2 separate regions of the Mus musculus genome follow, and region 2 is linked to region 1. Evidence: chromatin loops called from intact Hi-C (ENCODE). Cell type or tissue: heart. All regions are shown on one strand.

Region 1 (8,000 bases):
ACTAGCAAGATTTTGCTGAAAAGACCCTGATATAGCTGTCTCTTGTGAGACTATGCTGGGGCCTAGCAAACACACAAGTGGATGATCACAGTCAGCTATTGGATGGATCACAGGGCCCCCAATGGAGGAGCTAGAGAAATTACCCAAGGAGCTAAAGGGATCTGCAACCCTGTAGGTGGAACAACACTATGAACTAACAGTGTCCAGTACCCCCCAGAGCTCGTGTCTCCAGCTGCATATCCATCAGAAGATGGCCTAGTCGGCCATCACTGGAAAGAGAGGCCCATTAGTCTTGAAAACTTTATATGCCTCAGTACAGGGGACTGCCAGGGCCAAGAAGTGGGAGTGGGTGGGTAGGGGAGTGGGGTGGAGGGTATGGGGGACTTTTGAGATAGCATTGGAAATGTAAATGAAGAAAATACCTAATTTTAAAAAACCCTTAGGTTGTATCATTAGGTTATTTATTGAGCTCTATGATTTTTAAGGAATATATAAATATACACAAAACTTTAGTATATATGTGTATAAATTTTCTTTATTACTGTTTTAGCTATTTCCTAATATTCTGATAAACTACTTTTATTTTCATTTTATTTTAGGAAAAAAAATAAAATTCCCTCCCTGATTTCTTCAGTGGTATGCTGATCATTCAAGATTACATTTTAAAATCTCCCTGTAACATATCTATATGCAATTTCTGTAGCTATTCTTAGTATTTATATCTAGTTTTATTTCATTATAAGCTGGCAAGATCCTAAAGATTATTTTAACCTTTTATTTTTGTTAAGACTTATTTTGTGGATAGAAGTGTGGCCTATTTTTAGAGAAGATTCCGTGTGTTGCTGAGAAGAATGTGAATTCTGTATTTGTTGGGAGAGAGATTCTGTATATATTTGTTAAACTCATTTGATCTACAGAATAGTTTAGCTCTGCAATTTCTTTACTGACTGCTAACTTGGCTGACCTATCTGAAGGTGAGAATGGGTTAGTAAAGATGGGTATTTCTGTCAGGCTTTGTTTTACAAATTTGGGAACTTCAATATTTAGCATTATACATTTATAATCATTACATCTTCTTGATGAACGATCTCCTATACTTATATGTAGTGGCCTTCTTCATTTTCTTCTAATTATTTTTTGTTTGAAGTCTAGTTTTTCAGATATTAAAATTAGGTACACTGAACTATTCTTGGCTTCCATTTGCTAAACAGTAACTATTATCCATTGACTGTTGATGATGTCTTTGCTGGTGAAGTATGAATCCTTTTAAGATACATAATTGGATGGCATTTAGGCAAGGAGGTGTTTCTGGGGGAGAGGTGAGGTGGGAGGAGAGACTGGCAGAGAGGAGGGGTGTAATATATGATAGAAAAGTAAAAGCCACCCCTAAGTTTAAACATTTGAGTCTTCTTGTTCATGAATTGAGTTATTCACCTTTGAAGTTATTATTGGGGGCTACTTACTAATTTCTGTAATTTTGTTGATTATTTCCTGGTTTGATAGATTATTGTTTGTGCATTTCATTCTCTTTCATTAGTGTTATGGGTTTACTTTTTTTTTCTTTCTTTTTTGCTAACTATTATTGATTCCTCCCCATATCTTTTCTTTTTTATTTTTCGCATGAAATCCATTCTGTTTTGTTCTCTTGCGATAGAAACTGTCTTTATTCCTCTTCTGTCTGTTGCAATCTTTAATGATCTCCTACAGTACTTACTTAGAAGTCACAGACTGCCCTACTTCATGCTTGTCTTGAAATGTCTTCATTTCTCCGTCACTATCTCTATCAAGAGATAGCTATCCTGGACATAGCAATCTTGGCTTGATAGCTATCTACTTTAGTTGCTTGAAGTCTGTCATCCTATGCTTCTCTCCTTTTAGGTTTGCTCACAAGGGCTCATGACATTCTGATGAGTTTGTCCTTGGTGGGGAGTCAGTGCTCTGTACTTAGGTCCTTTCATGTTGTTTTGTACATTTGTCACCTTGATGATAACACGTTATGGAGAAGTTATTCTCTCATCACATCTGTATAGGAGTCCCAAAGCTTCTTGTGTTCCATGTTCTCTTCTCTCCTTTGTTATAACTATATATGTATAAACTTGTGTCTCAGCTCCTTCTATTCTCTTTATTTTTATTTATTGTTTAGTGAACATATTTCAGAGTTTTTGGATGTTGCTCCAACTATTTTTTTTCCATTCTGATGTTTGGATGAAGTATTTCATTGACCTTGCTCCTCATTCCTCACACACACACACACACACATCTATCTATCTATCTATCTATCTATCTATCTATCTATCTATCTATCTATCTATCTATCTATCTATCTATCTATCTACCTATCTGTATGTATACGCACACACAATCTCAGGAGATGAGACAGAAGAATTCATGCAGGCTATGGCAAGGAAGTTTTTTATGGATTGTAGGCAAAGGGAAATGATGTGTCTGCCACAAGCTGGGCTTTTGTCCAACTATAGTTACCTAGGTAGGAATTTGGAAGACAGGCAACTTCCAGGAAGGTTGCAACAGCCATCAGAAATGCAGAGCTGGGCCTTTGGTGCTTTTTTCTTCTTTGTTCACCTTCTGTGTGGGCACGGTTAGAGAGAGACTGAGGAACGGACCTTGCGGGGAGGTGGGGCAAGCCCAGTATAACATCCTGACATCCTTGGGTGTGTGGAGGCTGGTCCATGTCTCACTGCTTCTTGCTGAAAGGGGACAGCACAGGGTAGGGGAGTCAGGAGTCAGTGGGTGTGCCCAGTGCTCAGGGAGAATTGTGGGTGAAGAAGCACCTGTGTCACTTTTACTGGAAACGTCTCAAATCCATTTCCGGAGAAGGTGGAGGAGGCAAGGTGTGAAAAAGAAAAAAAAAAGCCAAGTAAGAATGAGGGATCTTATTACTGGGATGGATCATTGAAAAGTGTTTGGGGAGGGAGGGGGGTGAGGGGGCTGGGTAAGGCCACCAATGGAAGAGTAGCACCCAGGTTTGGTCATCCCAGCCTCTCACCGGTCCTGTCTGGAGAATAGGAGAGTAGAGGGTCCCACTGTTCCCAGATAGGAGGATCCCATGATACAAAAGACACACACACACACACACACACACACACACACACACACACACACACACACACACACACACTCACACTCGCACACACAGTTGCCAAATCTGAATTTCCTTCTTGAATTCTCATCCCATTAATTTAACGTTTTCATTCATTTTGCTGTTTTTTTTTTAATTCATTTTGCTGATTGTTTTAAAATTAATTTTGCTGACTTTTCTTCCCAGGTCCTGGGCTAGTTCATGGGGCAGTTTGTGTTCTCTTTGATCATGTGTTAAATCTCTTTTGAGGCCCTTTGTACTCTCACGCTTTTGTTTTGAGTCAAGGCTTGGCTCTGTATCCCAAGCTGGAGTAGAGTTCACGGCTGCCATTTTCCCTCTACCTTCATAATGCTGGCATTAGAGATGTGAGCCACCATGGCTAGTGGCTAGGAAAAGTATAATCTCCAGTTTTAGGCTATTTCAATATAATCTAGTGCGGCCATTGCAGTATATAGTCCTGAGGAGTCATTTTGCCTTGTTTACACGTTTCTTATGTTTCGTGTTGAAATGTACCTATTTGGTAGTCTGCATATCTCTTCTGGTTTTATTTTAGAATATTCTTGAGCAGACAAATCTCAAGGCCTTAGTCCCTCGGATCACCCATGAGGGAGAAAACAAACTTCGGTGCCAGCAAATGCATCAAGTCGCCCAAAGAGAGAGAAATAAAGTACAATTAGCTAAAACGCACTAATATGTCCCTAATTACCACCAACTAGAAAATGCTAAAACTAATGATGTAGAGTGTGTTCTGAAGCAAAATTATTCGGGGGATGCAGAACTAGTAAACAAACAAGGTAGGAGAAGGAGGCACATCAGGGGGGCTCTAGGCAAGAAAAGAGGTTAAACTCAAGACAGAAAGAACAGTGAACTATCATGGAAGAGACTGGTTATTAAATAGGATAAGACAGTGGGGACAAAGAAAGATTTTCTCATAATGAGAAAGATCCAAACCCAAAACTCAGTAAATTTACAAAACAGCAAACAAACAAACAAACAAACAGAAGTTTAAGGGCACCAAAAGAAATGTAGAGCCAGAATGATAATGTCAAATTATAGCAATGTATACTATAAAGGGTCAGAAAAGACAACAAGCAAAACCAGAAAGTTTGCTCCGAAGTTAGGCAGCATAGTTGAAATAAGATGAGTGTATAAAGGAAACTAAAAAAAAGAAATTATAAAATAGTATTTTTTAAATATATTTTTGTAATAAATACATTTAACATAGTAAAGAGGAAACATTCCAAATGTAATACAGAGTAACACAAGAGAAAGCACGACGAGGGGGCTTAAAACAAGAAATTAAAAAAAATAATAGGAAAAGGAGCAAAGGGTGAAATGCTGAATAGCTTCTTCCAAGGTTCTTCCTTTGAAACTGCTGGTTATAGCACAGGGTGCGGGCAGGGGCAGCCTAAGAGGCTTTTCCTATGGTTGCCAGAGTCTTCTTCACACCAGGAGCGTCCCTTCTCTGTGTACTATCGCCCCCTGCTGGTCACATTTTGCTTTGCAGCTTGTGGACTGGGCGTGTTCTCACACTCTTCTGCAGTCCCCACCCTCTGATTGCATCCTCTGGGGTGGCTATTGATCTACCTTGAGAGTTGCACAGTGTTGTGCACGGGAGGAAGCAGCGAGGCAAGGAGGTCTGTATAGGAGAAGGGCCTCTCTTTGCAATCGCCTCACTCCGGACCCCTACCCTGGCTAGGTATTTATCTTCCTGCTAGAGCACACTGATCTACAGATCCACTGGAGCCTCAGAACTTCTAGAACCTTCAGTAGTTTAATGCTGATTGGTGGTTTCGGGGTTGATTTACTCTCTGACCTGAGAATTTGGGCTATCAGATGTCAAGGTTTTGCTCAGTTGCTGAGGTCGGCTAGGAAGCCATCTTTTCATGTTCATTTTCTGTCTGAGTTGAGCCTCCTACCCCCTGAGCTTTTCAGCTTTCGGCCTCAGTCCTTCCGGTTTCCACAGCCACCAGCCAGGGCTGTTTCTCATCCTGGAGTTGTAGCAAATGACTTAGGTGTCTTTGTTCTCAGCCTCCTACAATAGTAGCTCAGTTTAAACAATAGACTGTCAAGATGGTGCTCAGCCACCTCTTAGTGAGACAGTGACAAAACGGGTCTCCTCTCTGTGGCTTCAGGAATCATCTCAAACCTGCCATCGACTTTGAAGCTGTGGGAGCTACCTGTCATTTCACCAGGGTCTCTCTCTGCTCAGCATTTGGATGAGGCTCCGATATCCTTCCCCTTGGAGCTGCAGGCTGGATGCAGCTATGTCCCTGTGACTTTACTTCTCTCCATTGTGTCGTTCATCTTTGGCTGAACATTTTAAAGCAATTCAGTTATTGTGCATTTCCAAGGCTCTTCCGCTTTGTTTCATGGGACTAGAATCTCTACTTTCTTACCCGGATACCTTTCCTTAACCAGGTCATATGAGCAATCTTCCATTTGGTCGTCTGATTAGAAATCTGAGCTACGAGTTCCCCACGTTCAATTCGAACTGGAAGGAGAGGCTGCTTGTTTGCATTCTGTGGCTGTGACTTATCACGGTGACCTTTCTTGGGGAAGAAAAGGCTTATGCCATCTTCCGTTTTACAGCCCATCATGGAGGGGAGACAAGGCTGGAACTGGAACATGGATAGTAGAGGAAATCTGCTTATTGGCTTGTTTCCATAGATATTCAGCTATCTTTTAAAACTGCCTAGGCCTCACTGAGTTGGTAAGGCACACAGTGGGTTGGGCCCTCTCACATCAGTTAGCGAAGGAGACAATGCCCCAAAGACTTGCCTATAGGCTAATCGGGTGGAGGCAATTCCTCAGTTGAGAGCCTCTCCTCCAAAGTATGTCTTAGGCATGTGTCAAGTTGACAAAAACTAGCAATGACAGCCTTGTGCTTATAAATATGCTGAGCGATAAACCAAGATTTCAACGTGTCACAATGGAGTGTTCCAGAGACATTCTTCCTGAACACTACAGCTTTTCTAGGGAATATCCTTACATACAAAATGAAGTTACCGCTCCCCAAACTCTCTGGTAAAAGTAGCCAGCCAGAAACAGAGGTGAAACTCAAGGGCAATTAAGGAAAACCCTAACTTTAAATGCTCCGAAGGGTTCCCATCCAAATTATGTTTATAATTCTTCATCTCCAATAAAAACTCAGCACATTTTTTGTAGTGTTTAAAGTTGCTTAAGTAATCTTTTAATTAAAAAACAACATTTATAATAGACAACGTTATTAAGGAGAAAGGCTTCTTAGATTTTGAAAGAAAAGGGCCAGCCCAACACAGCCGCAACTCTTTCCACAGCTGCTTTAAGTAAATTATGTAATCTTCTAGAGAGCAATTTGGCAATCTGAATGAAACGCCATTTATTGTACATTTTTTTTTTGTCAATACAGTAATTCTCATTCTAGGCTTTTGCTACAAAGAAATAATGTTGTATGCACAAAGATAAGTGTTCCAAGGCCATTCGACACAGCCCGGCTCATCCTACCAAAAAATTGGAACCAAATTAAGTGTTCAGCAACAGAGACTTGGCGGCATAAATTAGCACCTGTCAAAAGTGGTGATGCCTCGTCATCGTTTGAAAGAACAGATTGCTAAGGGAGTGCAGTTTCAAGATAAAAGGTAAGGAATGAAACCATTTTCCATGCCAAAAAAAAAAAATGTTTTTTAAAAGTTTAAAGTGGCATTCCGGTCTGGACCAGAGCCCTGAGTACACCTTGGGCACGAACTCACAACACCCAGAGGAAGCTCCACTCCCAGCTACTCTAACACACCCAGGATCATAGGATCAGAGGTGAGGAGGAGACAACATCTGTCCCAACACCACCTGGAATAACTGGGACCAGTGGAATCCAGGGATGCTGGAACCCCGCCTGACCAGTGGCACAGGTTCCTTCTGGTCTGGACTGGAGCCCTGTCCAGACCTTGAGCACGAACTCTGCAGCAAGTCCCACAACACACAGAGGACGCTCCACTCCCAGGAGCTCTAACACACCCAGAATCCAGGTATCCCAGGATCCCAGAATCAAAGGATCATAAAGACTGCTGGACTCTGAGGAGTTCTGACACAACCAGGACTATGGAAAGGACAGGCTCCAGTCAGATATAGCAAGGGTAGTTAGCACTATAGATAACCAGATGGCGGGAGGCAAGGGGAAGAACATAAGCAGCAGAAACCAAGCTTACTTGGCATCATCAGAACCCAATTCTTCTACCATATCAAGTCCTGGATACACCATCACACTGGAAAACAAGATTCTGATCTAAAACCACTTCTCACTACTATGATAGAGGACTTTAAGAAGAACACAATAACTCCCTTAAAGAAATACTGGAGAACACAGGTAAACAGGTAGAAGCCCTTAAAGAGGAAACACAAAAATCCCTTAAAGAATTACAGGAAAACACAATCAAACAGGCGACGGAAATGAACAAAACCATCCAAGATATAAAAATGGAAATAGAAACATTAAAGAAATCACAAAGGGAGACAACCCTGGAGTAAGAAAACCTAGGAAAAAGATCAGGAGTCATAGATGCAAGCATCACCAACAGAATACAAGAGATAGAAGAGAGAATCTCAGGTGCAGAAGATATCATAGAAAATGTTGACACAGAAGTCAAAGAAAATACAAAACGCAAAAAGATTCTAACCCAAAACATCCAGGAAATCTAGAACACAATGAGAAGACCAAACCTAAGGATAATAGGTATAGAAGAGAGTGAAGATTCCCAACTTAAAGGGCCAGTAAATATCTTCAACAAAATTATAGAAGAAAGCTTCCCTAACCTAAAGAAAGAGATGCCCGTGAACACATAAGAAGCCTGTAGAACTCCAAATAGACTGGGCCAGAAAAGAAATTCCTTCCATCACATAATAATCAAAACACCAAATGCACCAAACA
Region 2 (8,000 bases), 190 kb before region 1:
TTTCTCTGTGTAGCCCTGGCTGCCCTGGAACTCACTCTGTAGACCAGGCTGGCCTCGAACTCAAATCCACCTGCCTCTGCCTCCCAAGTGCTGGGATTAAAGGCGTGCACCACCGCTGCCCGGCTTGTATCCATTTTCAAACTGTGTACTGGCTAGCTTTATGTCAAATTGATGGTAACCAGAGTCATCAGAGAGGAGGGAGCATCAGTAGGGAAAATGCCTCTATAAGATCAGGTTGTAGGCAAGCCTGTGGACATTACTTTTACTAGTGACGAATCGCTAGTGATTGATTTGGGAGGCTCAGCTTATTGTGGGTGGGGCTACCCCTTGGATGTGGTCCTGTGTTCTATAAGAAAACAGGCTGACCAAACCTGCGGAGTCAGCCAGTGGCAACACTCCTCTGTGGCCTCAGCATCTGCTCCTGCCCCTAGGTTCCTGCTTGTGTTCCTGTCCTGACTCTCTTCAGAGATGGACTATGGTGTGGACATGTAAGCTGAATAAACCCTTTCCTTCCCAAGTTGCTTTTGGTCGTGGTGTTCTATCACAGCAATAGGAACCCTAAATAAGACAGAAATCGGTACCAGCATAGCACGGTTTTGCTGTGACAGACCTGAGCATGTTTTTGGGAAGATTGTGGGAGGACCTTGGAACTCTGGGTGAGAAAAATCGTTGCGTGTTGAGGGTCAGTGGATTGGTTTTGTCAGAGCTTTGAAGATAAGAAGACTGAGAGCAAGGCAGAAGACAGAGGCCTGACTTGGAAAGTTTAGTCTATGGGGCCATTTGTTATTTTTGAATTAAGAGTCTATCATTCTGGTCAGCTGTGGTGAACAAGAAACCAGCTTCGTCGGAGTGAAACCTTTGCTTTACTGGGACAATAGATGCTGGTCAGGTGGAGCTAGGAAATGAGCAGTAATTAAGAAGAGACCAGGTTCACTGTGGTGAAGTCTCCTGGGAAGTGGTTCCTTGCAGTCAGCAGACAGGAACTGTGTTCCAGCGGTTGTTGTAAAGGCCGAACCTTGCGCAGGCCACTGAACTTGGTAGCGTGTAAGAGTCGCCTAGGAGGTATGGTGGTACTGGTTCTGAAGGGATGGAGGTGTCGTGGAAAGTTCGTAGGCCTCTGTATCAGCTCCTGTGTCCAGGTTCCTGTCCTGACTTCCCCCAATGATGGACTAGGATGTGGGAGTGTAAGCCAAATAGACCCTTCCCTCCCCACCTTGCTTTTGGTCATAGTGTTTCACTACAGCCATAGTAACCCTAACAAAGACAAACAGTGAGCCGAACAAACCCTTCCTTCCTTAAGTTGCTTTTATCATATATTTTGACAAATCAAGGAAAAAAGTAACTAATATACCACGTAAGTGGATAAGAGAGAGAAATTGTTAGTAACAAGGTAAGTTTAGTGAAACAAACAGTGAATTTAGCTAGCTATAAGAGGAACCTACTATAACAATGCACAGCGCTTTTAGGATAATAGATCTATTTATCCAAACAGGGCAGCACCGATTTGTCAAGGCAATTGATTTTTCTTTTTTAAATCCTTTGCCTCAGAGGGATGCGATTCCACTTTTGTACAGCAGGTGGCGCTGTGAGCACCGGAATCCTGCTCAGCCACGGTTGGCTGCGTCTGCGTGGTGAATGCCAAGGCAGACAAGCTTGTTTGTATTACAGGAGTCTGTTGCTTTTCAGAATTTCATTAAGGAGAGAAAGGCTATTCTTATTGCAATTACAATCAGTTTACATTTCCAATGTGCCTCTAGTACCGGCAAAGACCGCAGCACTGTCGAAAGTGCCTGAGTGGCTTTTTCGGAAAACCGAAGCAGGGATTTGCTGAGTTCTTGCCTGCAGTGAAATAAATCTTTTAATTGTATTTACAGATGAAGATTCGTAGTAAATCTTGGCGAGAGACGCTCTGGAAATATTTGTTATGTTGGCCGTATCTGCACTGTTTTTTTTTTTTTTTAAAGATGAAGTTATTATGTTTTTAGATGAAGTTATTATTTTTTGTATTTTATTGTCTCTGTTCTTTCATATCTGTTGAAAATGACTTATTAGCCGGGCAGTGGTGGCGCACGCCTTTAATCCCAGCACTTGGGAGCCAGAGGCAGTCTGATTTCTGGGTTGGAGGCCCGCCTGGTGTACAAAGTGAGTTCCAGGACATCCAGGGCTATACAGAGAAAGCCTGTCTCGGGGGGGGGGGGGGGGGAAGAAAGAAAGAAAAATGACTTAGTAGATGATCAATATTTGGTAAAAAAAATTTTTTTTAACCATGTTCTTAGATTGGCACAGAGCATATAAATCCTTGAATTCTGAGGTCTGTGAGAGTAGCCTTTGGATCTTAATTTTCTTAACTGGTCTTCATCCTGATAGAAAATTTGGTGAAATAAAGACATTGAGTTCTTCCCACAGCCAGCCGTTTTGGCGAGATGGGAATTGTACTCCTCGGAGTGTTCTAGAAAAAGCTGATTCAAAGCAACCTTCATATATTTGAAATGTCTTATTTTCTCATTATGCAAATTGTGCGTGATTCCACTTATGGGGGGGTCTCCCGAGTAGTCAAATTCATAGAAAACAGAGAGCAGAATGGTGACCAGCAGGGCTTAGGGGAACAGGGAGTGAGTGGGAAGCTGTTTACAGAGTAGGGTTTCTGTTTTGCTTGCTCGAGAGATTCTGGAGTGTTGTCTGTGTGCACCGAGAAGCGATTGGGATGGCACAGCCTTTTGATAGCGTCCTTGGCGTAATTGCAAATTTAAAACAGAGGGTTTGGACAGTGGTGGTCGGTGGCCTACGGTTAGCATCCTGAGGGCTCAGGCTGGCTCACTTGCAGCAGTTCAATGCAGTGGCCGTCGGCTACAGTACACCATGCATGCCAGTGGATGAGAGTCAGGTCCCGCAACTACTGTGTAGGTCTGAGGTCTTCCGGGGGGGGGGGGGGAGGGTGCAGGCTCTGCCTTTGCAGCTGAGATGTAGTGTCAACTTCCCTCACACCCGGAAGCCTCTGTTTGGGTTCCTTCCACCCAGCTCTGCAGGGAACACCTTTTTCTATAGATGTAAAAGGAGTGAGTAGCCCGGAGGACCCAAACCAGAATCCTGCATCAGCTTGTCCTGCCCTTTCCACCCGTTCAGGCTTCTTGTCCTTCTTAGCTTGGCCTTTTTGCGCCTCCTGCTGGCCCCGGAAGGACCTGAGCTTGGTGTCCTCTATCGCAGAGGAAGACCTGTGCCAGCCTCCTCACCCCCCCGCCCCCGCCCCCCACGCTGTTCCCTTGTTCATTTCCCTACTTGCGCTGAAGCTGTAGTTACTCTGGTGAAACAGTAGGTGGCGGTGTGGCAGACGATGCCTCTGCTCTGTGCTGCACAGCCTGCCTTTGTCTCCAAGCCTGCTACCAGAGAACATGTCAGAATGGCCAGTTTGAGTCAAATTCTGATCATCACCTCAAAAAAATTCCCCAAACAAAATAAGAAAACACTCCCCCCAAACAACAAAAACCCTCACACCCCTACTTGTTCCCCCACTCCCAACAAATAACTAAGAAAGAAACTTGGCCAAGAGAAACAAAGACACATTCATTATGTGACTCAAACGGGTAGTAAGTACCGTGTGTAGTTAAGTAAGATTTTATGGAGACTCTTAGCACACTTAAATCATATTTGTTGATCCAGCATGCAAAGTGATATGTTTGCTTATATTTTCTATTATGTTCCTAACAACTATGTGTGAGTGTATGTGTGTGTTTGTGTAGTTGAGGATATGTATGTATTTATTTATGTATGTGTGTGTGGTGAGTGGATGTGGTGTATGTGTGTATTGAAATAGCAAAGCCTTTAAGAAGGAGAATTTTGATAGGCAGTGTTTATTCTATTATTTTCTGTTTTGGTTTCTGAGGTCTTACTACATCCTTTAGGCCACTCTGAAGTTCACTGTGTGGCCCAGGTGGTCCTCACACTCATGATCCTCCTTCCCTTATTTCCTGTTTGCTAAGATACGAACCTGCGTTGCCATACCCAGTAGCAGATTTTAAATACCAGGAAAACAATTAATACAGGAAAAATGCCCTCTCCTCTCCTAGTTGGTAAAAGGTTACAGTAATATGGAACTGTAGGAAGAGTCTTGGCTTTTGAAAATAAAGGACTTGGATTTAAGTAATTACTATGTTCCAAGACCTCACGAGAGCCACCCCACATCTCAAAGGCCTGGCCAGCTTCCTCACTTATGAGTATGACAGTCCTCCTTGTTTCTCCCAGAGTTGTTGGGTGGACTGGGCAAGTTGATGGCTGTGGTGGTCTGAATAAGAATGGGCCCCATAAGTGCATATATTTGAATGCTCATATATTTGGAAGAAATGTGAGTGTGGGGGGAGGGGGGAGGAGGTTGTGGGGAGTGGATTTTGTGATTTCAAAAGCTCACACCATGTCCAGTGTCAATTCTCTCTCTGCCTGTGGACCAGGATGTAACTCTCAGTTAGTGCTCCATGTTGCCTGTGCCCTGGACAGCCCTCCACCCAACTCTACCTGCCCTTGGTGTTTGGGGATGAGTTGGCACAGAGTCAACGACACAGACTCTGGGAATAGGTGAGAAACCTGCAGCAAGCTCATCTGAGCACTGCTCCTCCCCCCCACACTCACATTTCTTCCAAATATATTAGCATTCCAAATATATGCGCTTATGGGGCCCATTCTTATTCAGACCACCATAGTCATCAACTCGCCCAGTCTACCCAACAACTCTGGGAGAAACAAGGAGGACTGTCATACTTATAAGTGAGCACTGCAAGCTCCTTTAATACCCTCCACCCACACCCCCATTGGTCCCAAGAAAATATCTATGCTAAACAGCAGTTCCTGATTGACTGGCATTGTCTGCACCAGCAATCCTTGTTCTCTCAGGCAGTCCTCAGTTGGGTTCTTCAGCAGGAGATGTTTTTGTGGCTGGGTGGCTGGCCCCCAGTGTTTGCATAGAGGCGGGCCCTGCTGTTCCTGCTACACTCTGGTGTGTGCTTGCTGCCAAGCATGATAATGGACTAAACCTCTGAAACTGTAAGCAAGCCCCCAATTAAATGTTTTCTTTTGTAAGAGATGTCTTGGTCATGGTGTCTCTTCCCAGCAGTCGAGCTATTGCTAAGACAATAATGAACTAGTGCTATGACAATGGCAAGCTAACACTTAGGGATGCTAATGTCCTCATTATAAAATCTGATCAGAAGTATTAATACTTGACATCTAACACATTAAACAAAATGAGTTGCGAGAGGACAGAAAGTAGAGCCACAAGCAGGAAATGAGTCAGAGAGGACAGTAGTGTTTACCCATATCCGAGCTACTCTGTTTTTTAACTCTCACATACAAACGAACCCAAATTGGCATCAAGGGGTAAGCCCTTATTATGAGCTTGGAGGTTTTTCAGTTGAGAGCCTAACCTTTAACAGCTGAGCCTTTGCTCCAGCCCAAACTTGGACTGTTTGAAGAGTCAAGTGTCTTCTCTCTTTCCTATTTCAGTTCCCCTACTACCCAGACTTAGAACTGTGGCTGTTAACAGCTGAGGATACCCTTGCCGCCTGTTCTCATGCATACTTTCTTATATGGTGGGGATCAGATCTGGTGGAGTTCGCATCTAACATGTCTCCTAAGTGCCCGTGGGTTACAGCCACCTCCCAACTGTGGTGCTCTTGGGAGACAGTGGAACCTGTCAGAGGTGGGGCCCGGTGGGAAGAGTTTAGGAGAGGGGGACTGCACTGCTGCTGGGGGTATCACAGTGCTGGAAGCCCTGTCTCTTTTGTTAGGCTCTGCCTGCGAGCTGAACGATTTGACACATGCTTCTGCGATTAGATGCTGTCTTGCCTGAGGCTCTGAAGCAATCATTGCATCATGGACTTCATGATCAAACCCCTCTCTCACGGTTAAGTTACATATCAGAGTATTTTGTGGAAGGCTGACGATTACAATATTGCACATGTAATTTTGTATACTTGCCTTTGACTTAAAGCCACATGTAGACTTTTGCTTATGCTTTAACTATCCATAAATCCTATGAGTAGATGCAGGGTATATGTTGGGTTTATTCTAATCGACTCAGCCAGCTACTTCACATTACCCATTTTAAACATAAATACCAAGGTTTTGTTACCCTCTCTGACTCCAGACCCAATTCTTTATCTTTGTTGGGAGAGCAAGGACTGCTCCACGAATTATGGTTCCTTCGAGAAGTTTTAGTCAGGCACGGATTTGCAAAAAGGAGGTGGGGGAGGTCTCTCTGAGATTCAAAAATATCTGTAACCCTATTAGCCCTCACCACAAATTTCTTTTGTGAAGGATGGAAGAGGCCGCGGTATCCTGTTTCCTCTGCACGGCCATGGCTGACCTGCATTTTCTGCAGCATCCTAACAAATGAGAGGCCCCCTCTGAGTCAATAGTAATTATAGGAATTTATCACAATTGCCAATCAAGGTGTTCTGAAGAGACTCATCTTTCTTGTTAAATTAGCTTTCGCTGCACACAAACAGTGAGTTATCTTTAGGAAATCAATTGCGGGGAAATTGCAGCTTTCATGAAGCGATATCACCTTGCCAGCCATCTTGCTGCACCTAATTCCTCTAGCAAGAAATTCTGTTGGGCTCCACATGACTTTCTTTTTTGAGTGTGTGTGTGTGTGTGTGGGGTTATATTTCAATGGAGCCAACATGGAAAAGCTGACTAACTTCTCAAAGTCTAAGAATAAACGCAGAGACCAGGAGCTTGGAAATCTCTTAAGATACTGCAGCCAATTAAGTGATAAGCCTGAAAGTGGTCCATGCTAGGGCGTGTCATGTCGGAAGACTTTATCCAGTGGGTTTGAGAATAGGTATCCCCGGTAGGAGAGTCTACTTGCCTCTTTGTCTGTACCCACAGCAGGAGGAACTGCAGTTGGGAGAGACGTTGAGTAATTTAGAAATTGTCATTAATGCTCAGAAGGCTTGGTGATAAGGTGTGGTCAGGGATCATTCACAGAAGGGGCATTTCAGCACTTGATCTCAGCATCAGGGCCCCCCCACCCCCTTCATCGGATGTATGACTGATTGATGCTGTAAGATGGTAATTAATATGCAGTGAGCTGGGAATTACTATGTGGTTTTAAAGACTCTATGAGCCTTTCCTCCTGGAACATTTACAGATGTGATAGGTGATGCCAACTGTGGAAGTGAGATAGAAACCTGCACTTTCTTTAGTAGAACCCACCTGGGCACGACTTGTGACAAAACACTGGGCATCATCAGGAGAACTTTTTTAAAATTGGATATTTTCTTTTTTTACATTTCAAATGTTTTCCCCTTTCCAGGTCTCCCCTTCAGAGCCCCCTATCCCATCCCCCTCCCTCTGCCTCTATGAGGGTGATCCCCCACCTACCCACCCACTCCTGCCTTCCCGCCCTGGCATTCCCCTACACTGGGGTATTGAACACCCTCAGGTTCAAGGGCCTTTCCTCCCACTGACATACAACAAGGCCATCCTCTGCCACATATGTGGCCAGCGCCATGGGTCCCTCCGTGTATATTCTTTGGTTGGTGGTTCAGTCCCTTGGGAGCTCTGTGGGGTGGGGGTGGGGGTCTGGTCTGTTGACACTGTTGCTCCCTCCGTGGGGCTGCAAACCCATCAGAAGAACTTCTAAATAAGCCTTCCGTACATCATGCTGCCCTGAGTTACCTAGCTTGATCCTCTTCTCCTCATTTTTCCCACTCTACAGATCACAAAATTGAACTTTTACCCAAGGTTCCAAGGCTAGGAGATGATGGAAGAAGAATTTAGATTTAGGTGGTGGGCTCTTTAGTTTTGTCTCTCCACCTACGCTCTCTAGCAAGACCAAACATTGTCGTGTCTTCATCCCAGTGCCCTGACATCTTGAGAAGCCTTCTTCCTCAGTGGATTGGATGTTACTGTTCTTGACAACACCAGGAGGAGTTTCTCCATGCAGTAGCTTGGTCTTCCTATGGTAAGTGGTTGAGTGCAGGCAGCTTCTAGTTGGTGTTGATGGC

The links. A loop is a pair of places that touch in the nucleus more often than their neighbours do. Peaks named below come from ENCODE experiments on the same cell type or tissue, not always from the same donor. Only the 100,000 strongest peaks of a DNase experiment are listed, where the experiment ranks them.
Region 2: a loop joins it to region 1, with 11 times the contacts of the local background. A loop is called at or near these places in 28 of 42 quality-filtered maps.

Annotation. Positions count from the first base shown.
Region 1 is chr8:30,836,883-30,844,882 of GRCm38, reverse strand. No RefSeq gene overlaps it. Among named protein-coding and RNA genes, the nearest start is that of Gm32735, 75 kb to the left of the region's middle. In heart, a CTCF peak has its summit at 4,586 (motif pointing left); no DNase peak of the experiment used is centred here.
Region 2 is chr8:31,027,120-31,035,119 of GRCm38, reverse strand. No RefSeq gene overlaps it. Among named protein-coding and RNA genes, the nearest start is that of Gm32841, 22 kb to the right of the region's middle. In heart, CTCF peaks have their summits at 3,113 (motif pointing left) and 3,324 (motif pointing right); DNase peaks (open chromatin) are centred at 1,609 and 3,159; H3K4me3 peaks cover 1,635 bases; H3K27ac peaks cover 1,023 bases.